Regions from separate parts of the Homo sapiens genome. Here region 1 is linked to region 2. A link is an interaction called in ENCODE POLR2A ChIA-PET data of the cell type or tissue named here. Cell type or tissue: endothelial cell of umbilical vein. All regions are shown on one strand. Each heading gives the region's core, and the rest is flanking DNA. Links, peaks and the distances in the headings are about the cores only.

Evidence for each region. ChIA-PET counts read pairs that join two places held together with the same protein. Peaks named below come from ENCODE experiments on the same cell type or tissue, not always from the same donor. Only the 100,000 strongest peaks of a DNase experiment are listed, where the experiment ranks them.
Region 1: POLR2A ChIA-PET joins it to region 2 with 10 read pairs; 2 of 35 experiments call an interaction of 5 or more read pairs at or near these places.

The regions. Positions count from the first base shown.
Region 1 is chr3:170,747,014-170,757,231 of GRCh38, forward strand. SLC7A14-AS1 (SLC7A14 antisense RNA 1) reads left to right here. Exons shown (of 6, transcript NR_135556.1): 6 at 7,376-8,192. Among named protein-coding and RNA genes, the nearest start is that of RPL22L1, 120 kb to the right of the region's middle. In endothelial cell of umbilical vein, for the core only: no CTCF peak of the experiment used is centred there; DNase peaks (open chromatin) are centred at 4,688 and 6,818; H3K27ac peaks cover 5,721 bases.
Region 2 is chr3:170,428,122-170,438,339 of GRCh38, forward strand. It overlaps CLDN11 (claudin 11), which reads left to right. Exons shown (of 3, transcript NM_005602.6): 3 at 4,403-6,570. The coding sequence ends at 4,635. Among named protein-coding and RNA genes, the nearest start is that of MIR6828, 10 kb to the left of the region's middle. In endothelial cell of umbilical vein, for the core only: no CTCF peak of the experiment used is centred there; no DNase peak of the experiment used is centred there; H3K27ac peaks cover 258 bases.

The DNA.
Region 1 (10,218 bases), core at 1,508-9,507, 320 kb after region 2:
AAGCCTTGCTGATCAAATCCACCCAAGTTCTTCCTACCAACTTCAGCTAGACCTGAGATGCCACCTACAGACCCTGGGGTCTACGTAGGGCATGTATACCTTTCTCAGGTCCTCAAGGCTGCTTTAGCACCTCTTACCTTCTGTGTCACTGAGCAGAAGGGGGACCTCTGAACCCCAGTTTTCCTCTTTGACCCCCCTTTTTTCCATCCTTGAGAGCTCTTCCTTTATGTTTACCACTTAGGAAGTAACCCCTCAATGACAGCCAATACTGCCACATGTCATTTACCTTATCCATCAATTATCTTTGCTATCATTTGAATTTTTCACCTCTCCAGATTGTCTTTATATTGAAGACACTTATAGCCTTAAAAATAAAGTGGAAACTTTCTACCCAATCAAGTTGCCTCCTCTTCTTTCTCCTTCATTTTGTCAAAAAAACCTTTGCATGTCTTTACTATTGACCTCCATTTCCTTAAAACCAATTTCTTCCCTAACCCCTTAAAATGTAGCTTCTGTCCTGTCTTACTGAAACTCTTCTTTGGAAAATTAAAAGTAACCCATAAAGCCAAGAGTCTGTCCTCTGCTATTATCCACGTAAACCCCACACTGAAATAGCTGTAATTTTTTTTACCATCCTGTTCTTTAAAAATTTTTTTTCCTCTAAAATAAAATATGTATACAAATGTGCAAGCTACATGAATACACAGCTTGATGGATTGTTATCCATGTAATCACTTCCCAGGACAAGAAATTAAACAATGCCAGTCTCCCAGCTGCGACCCTTCCAGTTCCCATCCTGCCCTCCTCAAGGCAACCACTACCCTTGTTTCTACATCACTTACTTGCTTGCCTTTTCTTACTCTTTTGCCACTAGTGTGCACCCCTAAATACTTAGTTTTGTCTATCAATTGGAACCAAACAGTATATTCTTTTTTTTCTTGAGACAGAATCTCACTCTGTCACCCAGGCTGGAGTGCAGTGGCATGATCTCGGCTCACAGCAACCTCCACCTCCCGAGTTCAAGTGATTCTCCTGCCTTGGCCTCCCAAGTAGCTGGGATTACAGGTGCCCGCCACCATGCCTGGCTAATTTTTTGTATTTTTAGTAGAGACACGGTTTCGCCTTGTTGGCCAGGAGGGTCTCGAACTCCTGAGCTCAGGTGATCCACCTGCCTCGGCCTCCCAAAGTGCTGGGATTACAGGTATGAGCCACTGTGCCTGGCCCCAAACAGTATATTCTGTTTGGTTATAATAATATTTTGGATCTGGCTTCTTTCAGCCAACATTATATTTGTGAGATTTATTTGTTTTCCTGCATTTAGATGCAGTTTAGTTATTTTTATTGCTCTTATAGTGTTTCACACAATATACCACAATTTATTTATCCATCCTACTGTTGATGGCCATTTGCGTTGTTTCCAGATGGAGGTAGGATGAATAGTGTTGCTCTAAACATTCTTGTGTATGTCTTTTGATGTGTGGGCACACATTTCTTCTGGAGATATGCCTAAGAGTGGAATTACTGAGGAATAGATTGCATTATCCAGTACTTTAGTAAACAGTGCCACACAGTTCTCCAGAGTGTTGTGTTTGTCTTCATTTACACTCCCACCAGCAGTATATCAGTTTCTATAGTTCTAAATCCTCACCAAAACTTGGCATAATCAGTCTTATTAATTTTGGCCATAAAGGTAGTTGTATAATATTTTAAATTTGCTTTCCAATGATTGTTAGTTGATATCCTTTCACACATTTTGGACATTTGGATATTCTTTATTTATAAAGTACCTTTTCAAGTCTCTTGCCTGTTTATCCTTTGTACTGCCTTTCATTTTCTTATTTATTTGTAGTAGTTGTTCATATAGTCTCCATTATGTTCAGTGTCAGTTACCTGTGTTGTCAATATCTTCTCCAATCTGTGGCTTGCCTTTTCACTATCTTAATGGTTACTTTTGAAGGACAGAAAATGTTAACATTAATTAAATTGTTCCATATTTTCCTTAACAGCTAGTGGTTTTAGTCTCCTGTTTAAAAAGTATTCTCTAACTCCTGTTCTTGAAGTTTTTTCTTCTCAATGTTTCAGGGACCCTGCATTTTTCTCAGTTCTTTTCTCCTTTCTAAAGTTCCATCTCAGTTTCCTTCATGGGTTTTTCTTCCTTTCCCCATATTCCGTGTGGCTACCTCAGTATAAGGTGCTGTCCTCTGCCTCTTTGCTCTATGCTCTTTCTCCTCAACATTCACCTCTCAGCAGATCCACTCCTCTCCCTAGCACCAGACTGGCATATCTGTGTGCTGGGCCATTCAAGTCAACAGTTCAGTTCTTTGATATCTATTGAGAAATTTCTCAGTATCAGGCTTTGTGCTGGGTGCTGGGACTACTCACATGAACATCACACAATCCTTTCCCTTGGGCAAACCACTGAATGAAGATACCTATAATCTAGTCACAGTGATACTCAAAATATTCCAGGCTCATCAACTCCCCCTATTCCCCAACATGCTCTTACTGATGGAGCAATGGCCCCATCATCTCTTTAAACACACAAGATGCGAGGGTCATGTTGAACTTCTCTTTCTACCCCATCTAATATCCAATGATGTGACAAGCCCTGTTTGTTTTAAGTCTACACTTTAAACTCCCATCTTCCCTTCTTTCCACCCCCTCTCCCCACCCTGTGGCCCTCACATTAAGTTCCTTACTATGCCTCTCATAGAGGGCTGAATTGGCCTCCTAAATGGTATCTCTACATCCAATTTCTTCCCCCTCACTCAGCAGGCTCCATTCTCATGGGTCATTTGCCTTGGGAACAGGCTTTCAAGGAACAATATTATCAGAGTGATTGTCTTCTTCCTATTATTCAGAAGTCTCTTTGAAGGAAAGAACTAAACAGAATCTTACTCATCTTTGAGAAATATCTACTTGTTCCATCAGTGAGTGTGGATTGTGAGGCTCTGAGTGCCTCATAAGTTGCCTGACTTGACAGATGTAAGCAGCAAACATCATACTGATGAGGATAGATAAGGGTCTAACATATGGTTTCAGCTCTAAGTGCCATGAAGCTCCTGAGAAATTCCCACTCTGGCCTTTGCAATAGATTCCAGAAAATCCTCTACTCTTCCAATTTTATCACATCCTTCAAAACTTTGTGATTCTGGATTACATTTCATTAGGATATTTGTTCTTTACTCTTTGAAAATGGGAAGTACCAGAATAATTTGTCTATGTTGCTCACTTAATCAAAAACTTTCCATGAACAACTCCTCACAGCCTGCAGCCAAGCTCCTTAGGATTTGGTCCAATCTGCTTTCTTGGCTTGTTCTCCTACTTAGCATACTTACCACCAATCAGATTCCTGCCCATATTCTATTTGTATTGTGTGCATTCTGGTCTTTGATCAAGTTGTCACATCTGTCTACAAAGCCTTCCTGCTCCATCTTGGCATGTCCAGATCTTACATCTCCTTCAAATCTCAGCTCAAATGCCTCCTCTTCCATGAGGTTTAAGGGAGGTCTTTTAACCAGAAGCACATATTCCCTTTCTGAACCTCCAGCATTTAATTTTTATCTCCGACCACACCAACCACCCTCCCCTTATGGTAGCTGGCTGGTTACCTATCACTTGTCTTTCCAGGACAGACCTGTGTCATTCTCATCTTTGTGTTCCTTACAAAGCCTTGTAGATTGCTTCCCACAAGGCGGATACTCAGTAACCATTTGCTGCATGATTAGGATATATATTGAGAACATGTGACAGGCAAAACTCAGTAGTAGGCACTATAGAGATATATAAATACAATTCCATTTCTGCTCAAAACATGTACAATCAAGTAAGGCATTTACATATGTACTACACAGTAAACATTAGCATGTTATACATTTCATAAAAAAGCTTTGAAATGCTGTAACTTTAATCCTTTAAACCCATCTTTTTCAACTTACAAAACACACAGAACTTTTAAAAGAAACTATTGCAGCATTCACTTGAGTTATTTTTATCATGCTATTATTCAAATAAGAACAAACATAAAGCTTATGGTTATAGCATGTGATACCTATAAAATCAAGACACACTTATAAATTGTAACCAAGCAAAATTATTCTTTATTGTGTCAACTGTTTCGGGCTACAAGATGCCTTGAACAAGCTAGGAGGAGCTTGATGGAGAGTGATCTGGGGTCAGGGAGACTATTGGTTGGGAGCCCCCATTCCTGGGAAGTAGAGCTTTAGGCTAGGGTATATATCAGAGTCTGCATCTTTGATGTGATGCAATGGGTGAGAAAGAGAAGTGGCAGAGGCAGCCAAGCAGAGGAAATCCTCAAGAAGAGGGATTCTAGCAGCCACAAAGAGGCATAAAGACCAGGATAGACCCCAGGAAGCATAGGAAAAGAGCATCTCAGAAAAATGCTTTTGGGCAACATTTAGTTTGAGCTTGTGCTCTCTCTTAGACTCTCTGCTAAAGACTTCCCATTAATGCCATTATTTAATCCTCACAGTAAACCACAAGAGAGGCACTATCATTAGTCATGGATCAGGAAATGAGCATTAAGGAAATTCCATAATTTCCATCAAGTGCAAAACTGGCAAGTGAGAGAGCCTGAATTTGAATCCAGATTTACCTGACCCTAGAGTCTGAGCCTGTAACCAGTATGCAGGACCACCTCTTGGCTGGCTCCTGGCCTCCTGGCCCCATGTATTTGTTTTCTTTTATTTCTAAATGGCAGCTGGGGAATGTTACCAGGAAAGTAAACTCCCTGAGTCATTCAGGATTGGGCACCAACCCAAGCATGCCTGTACCCTCCAGGGAAATGTGGGGAGGAAGAGGGAGGAAAGCAGAGATGGAACGTGTTTTAGAGGGGGCCTCAGGCAAGTCATGCTCACAGGGACCGAATTTCAGAAGGACCCCCTGAGATTTCTCATAGAACATTTGGTTTCAACTCCAAATATCTTTTAAGTTTGCACTGTGCACCTATCACTGTGTTTAGTGTTTGGTTGATTCAGGATTTTTGAATTACCCCAGAAGTGATTACAGCTCCCACACACATGAGCAGGATATGCTGAGTGTGTGAAAGAGAAGTCTGGGGTTTGACAGGATGGTGTTTATTAGAGCCATTTAGGAAGAAAAGAGAGAGCTCCCTTCTGAGTTGTTGCTGCTGACACCAATCTGTGCATTCACACTGAGGACAAGTTTGATGACAAATCAGTAGCATGCATTCATATGCCTCTCAAGAGCATGTTTATAGAACCTACTGGTGTATAATACAATATGCAGATTCCAAAGAAATAGAAGTCAGAGTCCTTACTCCTCTCTCTAGTTGTTGATGACACAGCTGAGATTTAAGTTTATAGAGCAAAATAAACAACTCAGGCTCAAAATGGCACTAGCCATCCCTAGAAGTTACAGTGCCCACAGATAAGGCCAACTGCAGACTATGTACAGGAAGTACAGAGAAATGTCAGTTTCCACTCCCACCCCTCTTTGGAATCTTTCCCTTGAACCCACAAATCCAAATCGGGGGATAGAAATCTGAGTAAATATGCATTAGCTTCAGATTCTTTAATTCTATGGGACCCAGAATGGGCTTGCTGGGATGTTAGGGGCCTAATGCCCGAGTGTTCTAGGGGCTCCTGGGGATTAAGAGATAATCAGTATTGTCCTTGAGGGTAGGGACAGTATGTTTGGGCCCCCATCACCTAGAGCAGTGTCTGACACATAGCAGTTGTGTAATAAATGTTGGTTAATGAATCAACAAATGGTGTTCCAGGGACTTCAAACTTGGTGAAAGTGGCATGGTGGTCAAGTGATGAGTAGGAGAGAGTGGGGCAAAGCCTGGTAGCATTTGCCTGGAGCCCTACAAGATACCTGGTGAATGTAGATTCAAATCAGAGTGGCTAGGTTTCACCAGAGACCTCGTGCTGCTGCCCTCTTTCCTGAACAGATGCCATCCGACTATCTGATTTCATCAGGAAAACAGGAGGAAAAAATGATATTTTGCCTGAAGCCATTTTTAGAAGACGAGAGAGAATAGAGTCATTCTTGCCTGTCACTGCGGCTTGTTCAATTTAAACAAGCAAGATTCAGGAATGAGCAAACCATTAATGCAAAAGAAAAAAAATCAACATAAAATGCTCTGACGAGAACTCCTCTGTGTTCTTTTGAAAACATCATTTGGATGATAACTCAAAATTGGTTCACATTATCATTACCAGTTTGGGACACTTTGTTATCCATTTTAGTTCACTTATCTTATTTTTGACCCCAAGAAAGTACCGAGGCACCTTCTACTAGTCAAAAATTTAGGAAACAAATATCTTACCTTCACTGAAAAGGCATTTCGAATATAAAATAAGATGTGACAAGGTATCTTTCCTCCTTTAGATGCATAAGAAATTTTGCTTTGTTACTTATAGATTTTGTAATCTGTGATTCATGTTCAAAGAGAAAGCAGCAACCCACTGGGGAATTGCTCACATGAAAAGTGCACTTATTATATTAACTCCATTAGATGCACGTTAGAGTCTGTTCTCTGTATGGAAGGAGCTGAATAATAGCATACAAAATCACTGTTATTTGAGTTCCTGAGCAGCATCCTGGATTTCAAAATGACTCATAGAAAAATTATAAACAGCCCAAAGCTCACAAATTAGGGTAATAAAAAAAATCTCCATAATTTTTTCAATATGGTAGTATGACATGATTTTAGTAGTAGCCAAAGAAATAATCAATATTTAAAGATGTTTGTGACATGGAGAGCAAATGGGGGAAATGACCTATACTTGAATCAATTGGCAAGAGCTTGAAATACATTTTAAAATGGGGATTTCAAATCACCATCAAAGTATTTCTCTTAATTACTCATTTCCCTTGGAATTTACTGGAAGCATTTTCTACCTATGCTTATATTATCAATGACAAATGATACATTTAGTTCTGGGGAGCTACGATAAGGACTCACCCTTTGCATATCTATGTGTATATGTATTTATTTATATATAGATACATGTATACATAACATTTATATACATATACAAATATGTGTGCATTTTTCTTATCCTACCCTCTTCTGAATAAACTGTGAGGACAAATTGTCCTGGAGAGTCCTGGTACTAGAATAATATATTCATGAAGTGCAACAGTCATAATTTTATTCAAGTTTTGTTGTCTTTTCTCCCCCTGGGAAACTTCTGGAGGAATTAGATGTGTAAACCCAGAATACTGAGAAATTGCTAGTCAGAAAAAAATGGTTCTAATGAAACTGCCCTACTGATGAACTCTAACTTTCTCTATAGCTTCCTTAATAAAAACAACAGAGCAGCATTAATGTATTGCCTTTGCAGTTTCTTCACAAATTAAAATCCCTCTTTTTTTTTCTATCCAGAAGATCTGAAACTTCTATAAGCCCAGCATCTAAATCAGTTTTTGACTGAAATGAGTACAGGCAAGCTCTGAGGCAGCTCTATCCAGGGCTATGACAAGAATGAAGTGAACACATTTTACCCTACATGGAAATGTCCATTCCAACAAGTGCTAATTTGACAATGGTAATGATTACTATGGGTTGAATTGGATTATCCCAAAAGATATGTTAAAGTCCTAACCCCTGGTTCCTGTAAATGTGATTGTATTTGGAAATAGGATGGATGCAGATATCATTAGTTAACATACTGGAGTAGGGTGGATCTTTAATTAAATAAAACTGATGTCTTTGTAAGAAGAGAAGAGACACAGACACAGAGGGAAGATGACCATGTGAAGATGGAGGCAGAGATTGAAATTATGCTGCCACAAGCCAAGGAACTCTTGGGGCTACCAGAAGCTGGACGAGGGCAAGGGAGAATTGCCTGTAGAGCTTCGAAGGGGACATAGCTCTTCTATCAGCTTGATTTCAGAATTCCTGCCTCCAGAACTGCGAGACAAAAAAGCTCTGTTGTTTTAAGCCACCTAGTTTGTGTTACTTTGTTATGGCAGCCCTTGGAAATTAACAATGATTATAATAGTAATATGAATAATAGCAACAGCATCTCATTTACTGTTTTCTATGTGTTAATAACAATTCCAAGTGCTTTACACATATTATGGGCTTTAGGGTCTCATTTTACAGATAAGGAAGCAAGTAGAGAAAGCAAAAGAAAGACATTGAAACGTGCAATGGGGAAATTTGTTTCCATACAAATAAAACAAACCATCTGAGGAGCCTTCAAGAGTAGGCATCTTTCCATCACCAGCTTCCTGTTGGATGGGGTATCAGGAGACATGGCCTCTGGCCTTGATTTTGCCACACACTACCCTGTACTGTTTCTTGGAGATTGGATGATCTCAGAGGCGTCTCCCAGCCCTAAAACTCTAAGATTCCATTGAAAACTTGTAATTCAAGCAATCAAATAGTGAATGGTGACTTGCTAGGGACTGAGAGATGCCCTGAAGTCAGTGTGAGACACTTCCATGGGGCTGGTTGTGCAAATTCTCATGACACAGGGCTCTGGTCTTCCTTTTGGGCCCATAGGCACGTGCCCAGATGTGGCCCCAGGGCCTGAGGGATCAACAGGATGCCATGGTGCTGGGGACCCTGCACTGTCCAGTGTAGATGGTTTTCCCTTCTTCACCATACAGAGCCCTTGGTGAGCAGCTTCTCAACTTGCTGGGGGAGGGTCTGTGTGAGCTTGGGGCAGTGATCTTTCCTAGGGAGGTAGCAAGCTCACGATGCCAAATGGTAGGACCCATTTGATCTCCCAGCCAAACTGCAGTACCAGGTGAATAATTATAAAATGCAGAAAATGTGAGAAAACCTCAAAATCACCGCCACTGGCTGTGCTGCAATGCCAGGCCCTTGATGTGGGATCACATACCTGTGAATGCCTCCTTCCATTCATTCACCAGTGGCTCAACTTGCTGAAGCTTCAGAAGCTCTAACCCCATATGCTTTGTACCCTGGCCCTGTACAGAGTACATGAAACTAGCCCAGTAAGAAGTATCTTGGAGTATAAATCAAACACATATAGGTAGACTTCTGGGGCAAAACTTGCTTATTGAATTCAACCTTATCTATTGATAGTTGAGAAGGTAGTTTATTTTTTGAAATTAAAATTTTTATGGGGACATAGTAGGTTTATGTATTTATAGGGTATATGAGGTATTTTGATACAGGCATCTAATGTGTAATAATCACATTGGTTATTGGATGGTTAATGGCTACTTGGGAGGGTGAGGCATGAGAATTGCTTGAACCCAGGAGGTGTGCAATGAGCTGAGATAGTGCCACTGCACCCCAGCCTGGGCAACATAGCAAGACTCTGTCTCAAAAATAAATAAATAAATAATAAATGGCTCACTCATAACACTCTTAAAGAAATTTTATCCCCCTCCTTATTTTACAGAGGTAGAAAATGAGATCCAGAGAAATAACTTCCTAAGATCTGAGGGCTAATAAGTGGCAAAGCATGTGCCACCATGCCCGACTAATTTTTGTATTTTTAGTAGAGATGGGGTTTTTAGTAGAGACGAGTTTTCACCATGTTGGTCAGGCTAGTCTTGAACTCCTGACCTCAAGTGATCCGCCTCCCTTGGCTTCCCAAAGTGCTAGGATTACAGGCATAAGCCACCGCACCTGGCCTCAACAAATTGAATTTAAAGATCTAATTGACTTGTATAAGTCAAGTAGTATACCATCTTCAAAATAGAAAGGCTCTCTGATGATCAGAGCAGGGGGGTAGACTTTCCAGGAAGAAAAGGTTGAAGAAAACAAAAATCAGGAACCAACAGTAGATTGGTCATTTCAAAGTTACTTTCCTGGCCAGGCATGGTGGCTCACACCTGTAATCTCAGCACTTTAGGAGGCCGGGGTGGGCAGATCACCTGAGGTCAGGAGTTCAAGACCAGCCTGGTCAACACGGTGAAACCTTGTCTCTACTAAAAATACAAAAATTAGCAGTGGTGGCGGGTGCCAGTAATCCCAGCTACTCAAGAGGCTGAGGCAGGAGAATCGCTTGAACCCAGAAGGTGGAGGTTGCAGTGAGCCGAAGTCACACCACTGCACCCCAGCCTGAGCAAGAGTGAAACTTCGTCTCAAAAAAAAAGGTTACTTTCCTTACAGAGTTAAAGTAGAGGGGACTTCTTTCATGCTGCTTCAGGTTGACTGGGGCCCTTTGGATTAATTGCTGCAAATCTCCTGTTTTGTTTTTGTTTTTGTTTTTTTCTTTTTGAAAATTGGCCCATCTCTAAGTA
Region 2 (10,218 bases), core at 726-8,725:
GGGTGACAGATATCCTATCAAAAAAAAAAAAAAAAAGATTTATTGGAAGGAGGAAGAAATGTCAGTGTCTACTGATCTTGTCTTTCTCTGCCTCTTTGTCTGTCTGTCTGTCTCTCTTTCTCTCAGTTGTTACCTCCAACGTCAAACATACCTGTATTGATTTTATTTAACTTCATGTTTATTTAACTCCATGTGTTACCATGTGTCATCTCATCTTTAAAGAGATTAAAAGCCACACTTACATTTCATTGCTTTAAAATGGACTTCTCAAATATTTTCTGTTTGGTCACATCACCATCATTCTTAGTTTTTAACAAGGCATATCTTATCAATTAAAGAATGTATTGTGTTGCATTATTTGAAACTTGTTCTCAAAAGGGGCAAACAATTTTATTCTTTGAAGAGCAAGGAATTCTGCTTATGAGAGGACCAGGTTTAGATATATCTGTCTTTACATAGTGAAGCTTTCTTTTCCCTTCCCTTTCTCTCCCTTCTCTTCCCCCTTCTCCTCCTTCTCATTTTTAGCTAAGAATATACCTCAGTTTTACTTTCTGTTTTCCAACAACAAATGGTACCCCCCACCACCTTGTGTAGTTAGCTGTTGCATCTTCTGAAGGTAAAAAAGGAGAAAAACTGAAAAATCTGAGTGCTAAAATTACTCTGTCTTGTTTTTAGAGACTTAATTTAAAAATAAACTCTGATGATATAAAAAGAAAAAGAACAAAAATTCCCTTTGTCTGTCTTCAATTTTCTTGACCTTACAGGTAACTGACTTTCTAGAAAAACACTTTCTTTATTTTTCCCAAATAACAGAGAGAACCATTCCAAACTCATCTTTTTGGGTTTGCGAATAAAATTAAAACTATCAGGCCTTCTGTGTCTTTAAGAAAGGCAATTATTTTTGGCCAGTTATATTACTATTTCACATTTTTAAAAGTTAAGTAATGATTTGTCTTGAATTTTTAACTTTACTGGTCAAAACATATCTCTTTCTCTCTTGAAACCATTGCTGAAATTGAGTAAATTCTCCTTTTTTAGTTTTTAAACATTTCTCATTTTGGGTTCAATTGAAGGTCACTGTTTTCAGTGAGCCTCTCATTTCCTTTCATGTTGTGTGGCAGTCTGTCATTTTTTAGTGGTTTTGATGTGGTTCATCTTTGAGAGCCACAGGAATTCCACCCAGGGTTCATTTGTCTCCTAGGAAGTAAAGAGCCTGCTGGCACTCATTTGCCTTGTTTTGTGTGAATTGTAAGAGAAGGAAATCTTTAATGAGGTCAGTGATGAGCTTGCGACTTTAAGTGTGTTAAAGTCACAATAAGATTTTATGACTTTGGGTGTCAGTTTTGGTATGTATGAAGTAAAATGTAGAATTGAAATGAGACTACTTCTCATCTATCCATCCATTCGTTCCCCCGTTCACTCATCCATTCCTATGGAGGTTCATTGTATGAAATATTTAGACCTTTTTCTGATTTTTCCCTTTTTCTAATGATTTATATTGGAATAAAACCTAACAAAATCCCTAAAATACTCAAAACCAAGACTGATGGTTACTTTTGGGATATTGAGTCTGTTATTTCCCTGTGTGAAGATAATCTTGTTTTATGATTTGCTTAAGGGAACAATGAAATGAATTTAGAGGCAGTTTCTTGTCTTATTCTATAAAATCTCAGTGTGAAAGTTAGGTTAACAATAGATGTGGGGAATGCTTTCCTGCATGTGTGTGCACATGTGCTGTATGTGTAAATACAAAGTATAGTTGAAAAATATAAAACTTGATTTGAACCCTGAGTTGTTTTGAAACCAGTTAATTGTTTATAGGAAAGATCGGTTAGATTGAACCATATCAGTTGTTTGGGAATTAGAACTTTTTTCTCTACAGAATTCAGCTTTTCACTCCCCTTCTTTTTCCTCTAAACAAGCCTGGGTGTTTGGAAGCCTTTGCTAGGTTGCTGTTTTTTGCCCACAGCAGAACGAATGCCCACTTTTGAGGTTTAGGGCTGTGTAAGTAGATTGTGTATTGCTACGGAAAATCTACAGTAGTTCTCTCTGGCTGAAACACTCCAGAAGAGGATTTTAGTCCCTTTTGCTGACAGAGAAAAAGGTTTTTCTCTGTGTCTTGCTGAAAGTAGAGACTCTGATAATAGCCAAGCAATTCTCCAAGAGTGCCTGATTTGGAGTTCACGCCAGAGAAGAGAAAGAAAAAGACTTTCCCCTGCATCTGAGGTTTCCAAAGTCCTGAGCTAGAAAGGGAGGTTTCACGTACACACTGCTTTTCTTGAACATTCTAGTCACAGAAGGAAAATACATCTTCTCATGGTATCTCATATGAAAATATTACAGAAGCTGGCATGACTGTGCTTACTTTTTAAGAAAAAGGAAGCATTAGCATATGGATAGATTTTAGCTTCTTCTTTTTCTCTTTTTTTTTTTTTGACACAGAATCTTGCTTTGTTGCCCAGGCTGGAGTGCAGTGGCAAGATCTCCGCTCACTGCATGCAACCTCTGCCTTCTGGGTTCAAGCAATTCTCCCTGCCTCAGCCTCCTGAGTAGCTGGGATTACAGTCACCCACCATCCATGCCTGGCTAATTTTTGTATTTTTTTGTAGAGATGGGGTTTTGCCATGTTGGCCAGGCTGATCTTGAACTCCTGACCTCAGGTGATTCGCCCACCTTGGCCTCCCAAAGTGCTGGGATTAAAGGTGTGAGCCACCATGCCTGGCCAATTTTAGCTTCTTAGATAATCTATAAATAATTAATGGAGTGAATTTGGGCTGTTAGAAAGCCAATCTGGGCAATTCATAGCTTTTCAAATTAACTCTCTTCCTTCTGATTTCCTCTTGAGATCTATTCTTTTTAAGGATAGAAATCATATCTTCCTACATATATCTATACCCAGCTTGTGGGGGTGGGCTTAATCTATTGTCAATAAAAATCTATGTTACAAGCAACACAAATGCGATGAGATTGTTTAAAAGGTCTTTCAAAATGGGTAAGACCAATCTTTTTTCCATTTAGAACTAATATACAAGGCTGTTAGATTTGATTGCTTATGTTAAGTTATATTTCTTCTCTGTGGGCATAGAGAGTAAGTTAGAAAATCACTTACTATGAGTAGAAATCAGAAAAAAGCTTGCTGAGTTGAAAGTGATAACGGTACCCCTGGTGGCAAACATCAGACTGGCAGTGCAGTATCTGTCTTGAATTTGTTGATGGAAACCTCATTGTTATTATTATTGTTATTATTATTTTTCTGTCTGCCAACTTTAATGTGCCATCTCAACTTAAAGAGGTTTGGAGTTACTTTGTTTAGAGCTGTGTTGTTCGGTACAGTAGCCACTAGCTACATGTGGCCATTTAAATTAAAATTAATGAAAATTCAAAATTCAGTTCTTCATCTCACTAGCCTCATGGCAAATGATCAATGGTCCCACATAACTTGTGGCCACTCCATTTGACAGTGCTGGTCTAGAGATTTGAAAAAAGTAAAAAAAAGTCTTTATAGCCTCTTGCCTGCCCATGTTTTGTTACTTTGCTTATAAAGAGGTGAAAAACTACATGATATATAAGCTATTTCTTATTTTACTCTATAAAATCAAAACCAAAATGAAGATTAGATTGATTGGTGCAAGACCATAAGTAAAGTTCTACCATTTTGACCCTTGAATGGGTGAGTTTTTCTACTCCAAGGACTGTTCATTTGTGTGTTGGGATTTTGTGATTGTGAACAGTGTAATAAAAACTTGAACCTTTATCTGGTACTCCGTTTTCATCTAGCAACATTCACCACAGCAAGAGAAATTTCATACCTTCTCCAGATCTTTGTAATGTGAATTGACCAAACTGAGAAAATAGAGTGGAAAATTGAGGTGGCTGCCATCTTGTTTCTCATATTTGAATAGCTCAGATCATTCAGCCATTCAACTGGTCTACATTGAGCACATACTATTTGCCTTGTACCAAGGTAGACATAGGTAAGACATGGACCCTACCTTCAAAGAACTCAGAGCTTAGAATGATGCATAGACATGTAAAGGGGTAATTATAATACAATTAAGTAAGAATACTAATTTTAGAATTATAACTGTAGATATGAAGTGTTGATATACAAGTAAATACAAATAAATATTTTTTGGACTTAAATGGTTTATTTCTAGGTTTTTACACTGGAATTGTTTTGTCTCTGTTACCTGCTGAAAAAAATAAGGACCCAGCAGTCTACTTCTTCTACAGATGCCAACTGCTACATATTGGTTCAGTGTTGAGGGAGCAGAACTGTGTGTATGGAGCTTTTTGGAGCTGGTTGGAAGCCACAAGTGTGTGTATGTGGAGTGAGTGGGCCTGCCCAAGTGCTTGGTGTGTGATGGTTGCGCCCAGTCACCGCCTCTCCATGTCTCTCCAGCTCTCTGCGCCCTTGTTGCCACCATCTGGTTCCCTGTGTGCGCCCACCGTGAGACCACCATCGTGAGCTTTGGCTACTCCCTGTATGCAGGCTGGATTGGTGCTGTGCTGTGCCTCGTGGGTGGCTGTGTCATCCTCTGCTGCGCTGGAGATGCCCAGGCCTTTGGTGAAAACCGTTTCTACTACACTGCGGGCTCTAGCTCCCCGACTCATGCGAAGAGTGCCCACGTATAAGAGGGCTGCCCGGCTGCCCACAGAGGTGCTGTAGATGCTGGGCCCAGGGCCCTAGGTTTGCTCGTCACAGTGTGGGGAAGCCCATTCCTCTGCCAGGCTCTAAAGCCAAAGGTCTAGAAAAGCATCCTGTCTGGCATTTTGTAGTCTTAACTTCTCCCCATTTCCCCCATCTTTTGGTTGCCTTAAAAGAAATCTCTAGCTCAGATAATGCCCAGACATTTTTTTCCCTTGGTGTTGCCCCTATTAGCTCTTTTCTTGGGCATTCTTTTGCTGTTTATTAAAAATATATTATATATATTTTGTTTCTTTAAATTTCAAATGTTTTGCAAACATCACTGAGTTAGGTGGGGGTGGGGAAGAGAAATACAAGATACTTTTTTTTTTTTTTTTTTTTTTTTTTTTTTAAATAGGGCCTCACTCTGTTGCTCAGGCTGGAGTGCGGTGGTGTGATCTCGGCTCATGTAGCCTCAACCTCCCCGGCTCAAGTGATCCTCCTGCCTCAGCCTCCCAAGTAGCTGGGACTACAGGCGTTCACTACTACACCCAGCTAATTTTTAAGTTTTTTATAGAGATGAGGGCTCCCTATGTTGCCCAGGTTGGTCTCGAACTCCTGGACTCAAAGTATCCTCCCGCCTCGGCCTCCCAAAGTGTTGGGATTATAGGAGTGAGCCACCACACCGGCCAAGATGCTTTTCAAACTGATACAGATGACAATGGGAGCCTCATAAAGATGGCTTTTGTTTCTTCCCTTCAAGGTCATTTACTTGTACGAGACAGAAAAAGATAGCATTGGGGACATGGGATGGGGGAGGGAGGGCAATAGTGGAACGAACTTTCCATGGGAAACTTTCCCTTTTGTAAGTTGAGGGCCAGGGGTAGGGATATTTTTTAGTTTGTGATTTTACATTTATCTGTACATACTTTTTCAAGATTGATCATTTTTATAACCATGGTTTTCCTGAAATCCTCAATTCATCAATATGAAGGAAATGAACCACATAGACTTTATGCAATAAATAACAGTGCAAGTGAGTATAACTCTAACTGATGTTCCACAAAACATTTTTGATTTCAGGTTTGTATGATGTAGTTTTTAATCGTACATTTTCATATGCTTCAAACTAACACATTTTTAAAGCTTTCCCCCACTTTTCTCTCTATTTGTATTGTTAGCCATCTTGAAGTGATGTTGTTTAACATAAATTGTACTGTTGAATTTGGCTTTACGGGTGTAAACACTGATGGTATATCAGTATCTGAGACCCCAAACTCTCCAAATACTGATGGTGCATTTTATTCTTGAAGTGAAATCTGTGCAATAAAATAACAGACTGTCTGCAAAACTGGCCTTCAATCTTCTGTTGTATCCAGAGGTATCATTATTGATTTAAAAAAATCTCATTAATCTCTACTGGTAATTTATAGGGAATCTGATCAGTGATTCAAGAACAAGTAATTCTGCATTGCCTTGAATAATTAAAAAGTTATATTTTATTCACGGTATTGCAGTGGTAATTTGTGGTCATGAAAGCATAACCTCAGTGCTCTCTAGGTTTCTTAAGTGGGGTGACTTTATGGCATCTTTAATCATCGATCAATGGGCAGCAATCAGAAACAAAGTTCTCAGCATTATGCAGTTAATGTCCTTCATCTACTTCTAACACTTAGTAAAGGAATTGATTGGCTAGGTATAAAAAGAGAATTAACGAAACCTATTTTATTGGATCTTTAAGTAATAATATCTAAATACATTTCGTTCAAACATACATATGTAGCTGTTTGGACATTTTGGACAAAGACACATTGAGTTGATTTTTATTTGTTTTTCTGTTCCAGAAACTTCATCAAGTTACGGGCCTGGTCTAAGAAAACACATTGCAATCTATTTTGGCAGACTTCTTTCAAATAAAATACTAATTTCATTAGCTGATAGTATAGTAATTGGCAAACATTTCCTCTTTGGAAATACCAATTTGGGCTAGCCATTTTGCAGAAATTTGTGTAGTTTTGATTATAACCTGTTGGAGAGCATTTCTAAATTACTTATACATAAAAGATAATCTTTTTTTTGTTTGTTTTTTTGAGAAGAAGTCTCGGTCTGTTGCCCAGGCTGGAGAGCAGTGGTGCGATCTCGGCTCTCTGCAACCTCCGCCCCTTGGGTTCAAGCGATTCTTGTGCCTCAGCCTCCCAAGTAGCTGGGACTACAGGTATGTGCCACCACACCTGGCTAATTTTTGTATTTTTAGTGGAGACAGGGTTTTGCCATGTTGGCCGGGGTGGTCTGGAACTCCTGGCTTCAAGTGATCCTCCTGCATCAGCCTTCCGAAGTGTTGGAATTATAGGCGTGAGCCACCGTGCCTGGCCATAGAAGACAATTTTTATGTTAACTAAAATATTTGCTTAGCTATTATAATATAGCTTTTGTAAGGATAAAAGTCATGTGACTACATTGGAGGACTCTCCCTACCTCATTAAAAGTTGTCAAGGTATAACGATTATGAACCAGAAGGGAGCAAAAAGCGTTTGAGGGAGTGGACGAGGAGGCTTCAGACCCCATGATCCCTTTCCTCACAACCACCAGCTTGTGTCAGAAGTGTCATTAAGTGGGTCTCCTCTCTTATGGATGTATTGACTCGCCCGCTCCTTCCCTGAGCTGCTGCTTGTTTTCTCTCATAAGGGGGCTGCTGCATGAGCTCCACTTTTCCCTTCCGTGTAAGAAGAGAGACTCCCAAATCGCTCCTAGCTGACCATTCCCTGACTAATGAGGGAATCCCAATTTGGAGGTCATAACTCTAGTGTTAGGTTTAGTATCAGTTTGATGGAGGAGAGGTTGATGTGCCTCTAGAACAGTACTGTCCACTAGGAATACGATGTGAGCTGTTTAAAATTTTCCAGTAGCCACATTTCAAAAGCTAAAAATAAACAAGTGAAATTAATTTATTTTATTTGATCCAGTACATCCAAAATATTATCATTTCAATATGTAATCAATTGATGAGATATTTCACGCCCTTGTTTTTGTATTGTCTTTGGAAGAGCGTGTATTTTACACTTGCAGCACATTTCCATTTACACCAGCCACATTTCAAGTGTTCAGTAGCCACATGTGGCTGGAGGCTTTTGGATTGGACAGCACAACTGTGGAACAACAGGTTCTGTCTCAGTAACCATCGAGAGGATCAGTCTTGATTATCTTATCTGCTGTCATTAGAGTCCCCTGAGAACTTGGCAATTACAATTTATTGAAGAATTTTAATAAATCTTCACCTAGGTGAAGACAATGACCTCCAATCACGTGTAAAATGGCAGGCTTAAAGTACTCTGCGTAAGTAACATGGCAAAGGGAATTTACGCTGTTGAGACCTGTATGTGTTAGGAACGTCATACATTTAATCCTCCCCATGGTCCCCATTTTATAGATGAGGAAAATAGTATGTGGAGAGTTTAAGTTGTCAAGATCATATAGCCACTATATAAACAAAAAGGGATTTAAGACTATGTGACTCTAAAGCCCGAGTTGTCCAATTTAAGAATCATGGCTAGGGCCGGGCGCAGTGGCCCACACCTGTAATCCTAGCACTTTGGGAGGCCAAGTGGGGCAGGTTGCCTGAGCTCAGGAGTTCGAGACCAGCCTGGGCAACACGGTGAAACCCCGTCTATACTAAAGTACAGAAGAAATTAGCTGGGTGTGGCAGCTTGCACCTGTAGTCCCAGCTACTCGGGAGGCTGAGGCAGAAGAATTGCTTGAACCTGGGAGGCGGAGGTTGCAGTGAGCCGAGATCACGCCAGCGTACTCCAGCCTGGGCGACAGAGCAAGACTCCGTCTCTTCAAAAAAAAAAAAAAAAAAGAAAAAGAAAAAGGAAAAAAAAAAAGAATCATGGCTAGGTAATAAAGTAAACTGGAGATTCACTCTCTTCATTAGGGTGGGAGCCAAGAATGTGCATTGTTGTTGTGTATCCTCAGTGATTCTTATAAGGTGGTCCCCACACTACACTTTGAGAAACAGCAAATAAAAGGACTTCTTTCTCATGCCTTTCTGTAAGTGCGGCTCATGTCCTCCCTGGTCTCTTGTTTGATGGTCACTGGAGATGAGATGATTTTGAGAATCGCACCATGCTTTACTCTCTCTCTTTAGCCTGTTCTGAAGAGACCACATGCAGGGGATTTTTGATTTGAAAATGAAACAGTCTGGCTCATGTTTTCCAAGAATTTGATAGAAACCAAATTAGAGAGAAAAGAATGTTTCAAGGCAATCTCTGAATCTAAGGATGTTAGTTACAATGACAGTAATAAAAAAGAGAAGATTGTGTGCTTAAAGAATACAAGTTACATATTTGTGCTGAATTGGTGGTTTGGGTTAACAATAGAACAAGGTTTAGTTGTATCTTGCCCTGTTTTTTTTTTTTTTTTTTAAATTAAAAAGAAATCTGCGTGTCAGTGTTTCTCTATACAATGTACACAATGTGAACTGCAACATCTTAAATGTTTGGCAGGACATTCATGCTCATGACATCACATGCTGAGAGGACAGGGAGGCCAGTGTGGGGCTGGCCTCGAAGAGAGGCGGCATCAGTGCTACCATTGAGATGTCCCCACAAAAGAGTGTGTGACAGCCAGATGTGCAGCTTAATGGAGACTGAACCAGGATTGTGGGTGGAACATTGGCACATGCTGCTTATGGCTTGAATAGCAGCTCTTGAGGAATCTATATTTCTCTACCTCATGCAGAATCTTAGAGCTCTGGCTTTGTGGCTCCATGGCTGGGGGAGGGAGTGGAGACGGAGGAACTTGTCACTGCTCCATGCCCCATTGTTGAAATGGAAAATGTGGAAATGTTAAGCCGTTTCTAGAGGATTGTGGAAGGTAAGAATTGCTTCCAAATATAAAAATACAAATACAAAAGATCACCTGATCGTCACAGTTGGGGGCTTTCTTGAATAAAAATGGTTATATCTCTATTTCTCTTATGTTGAATTCTATAGCTATGCTTTTCAAACTGTAGTGTTGATACGGATCACTTGGGGATCTTGTTAAAATGCAGATTCCGATTCAGCAAGTGTGTGATAGGGCCTGAGGTTTGGCATTTCTGACCAGCTCTCGGGGGACGCTGAAGCTGATGGTCCCAGACTCACACCCTGAGTGCACAGACTCTGGAGTCTGCCTCCTGCGGAAGCACAGACGGGCTTTGTGCATAGACATGGTGACTGGCGCCTGTTTTTGTGGAAGACACTGGGAGTGGTTCTTTGCCCTTCAAAATAATTCTGGAGCCTCACTGGCCAATAATTCTGGTGTAGAATCATTCTTTTGACTTCAAGGTTTTGTTCCTTATTTAAATATAAACACCCAGTGGTACTCTTGAGCTAAGTACTGGCTCATTCACATTTTCAGGAAGTTTGCAAGCCAGTTGATGTCACGTTGGGAGCTTGATAGCAGCCATGGTGGGAGGGTCATTCCACAGAAATCACCAAACACTGCAAATCAGGCATTTCTCTCCCAGCTCCACCTTCCGGCCAGTTGCTAAACATTTACCAGGCCACCACTGCTCAGCTCTTGGAGAACAATACATTAAGCTATATCAGTCC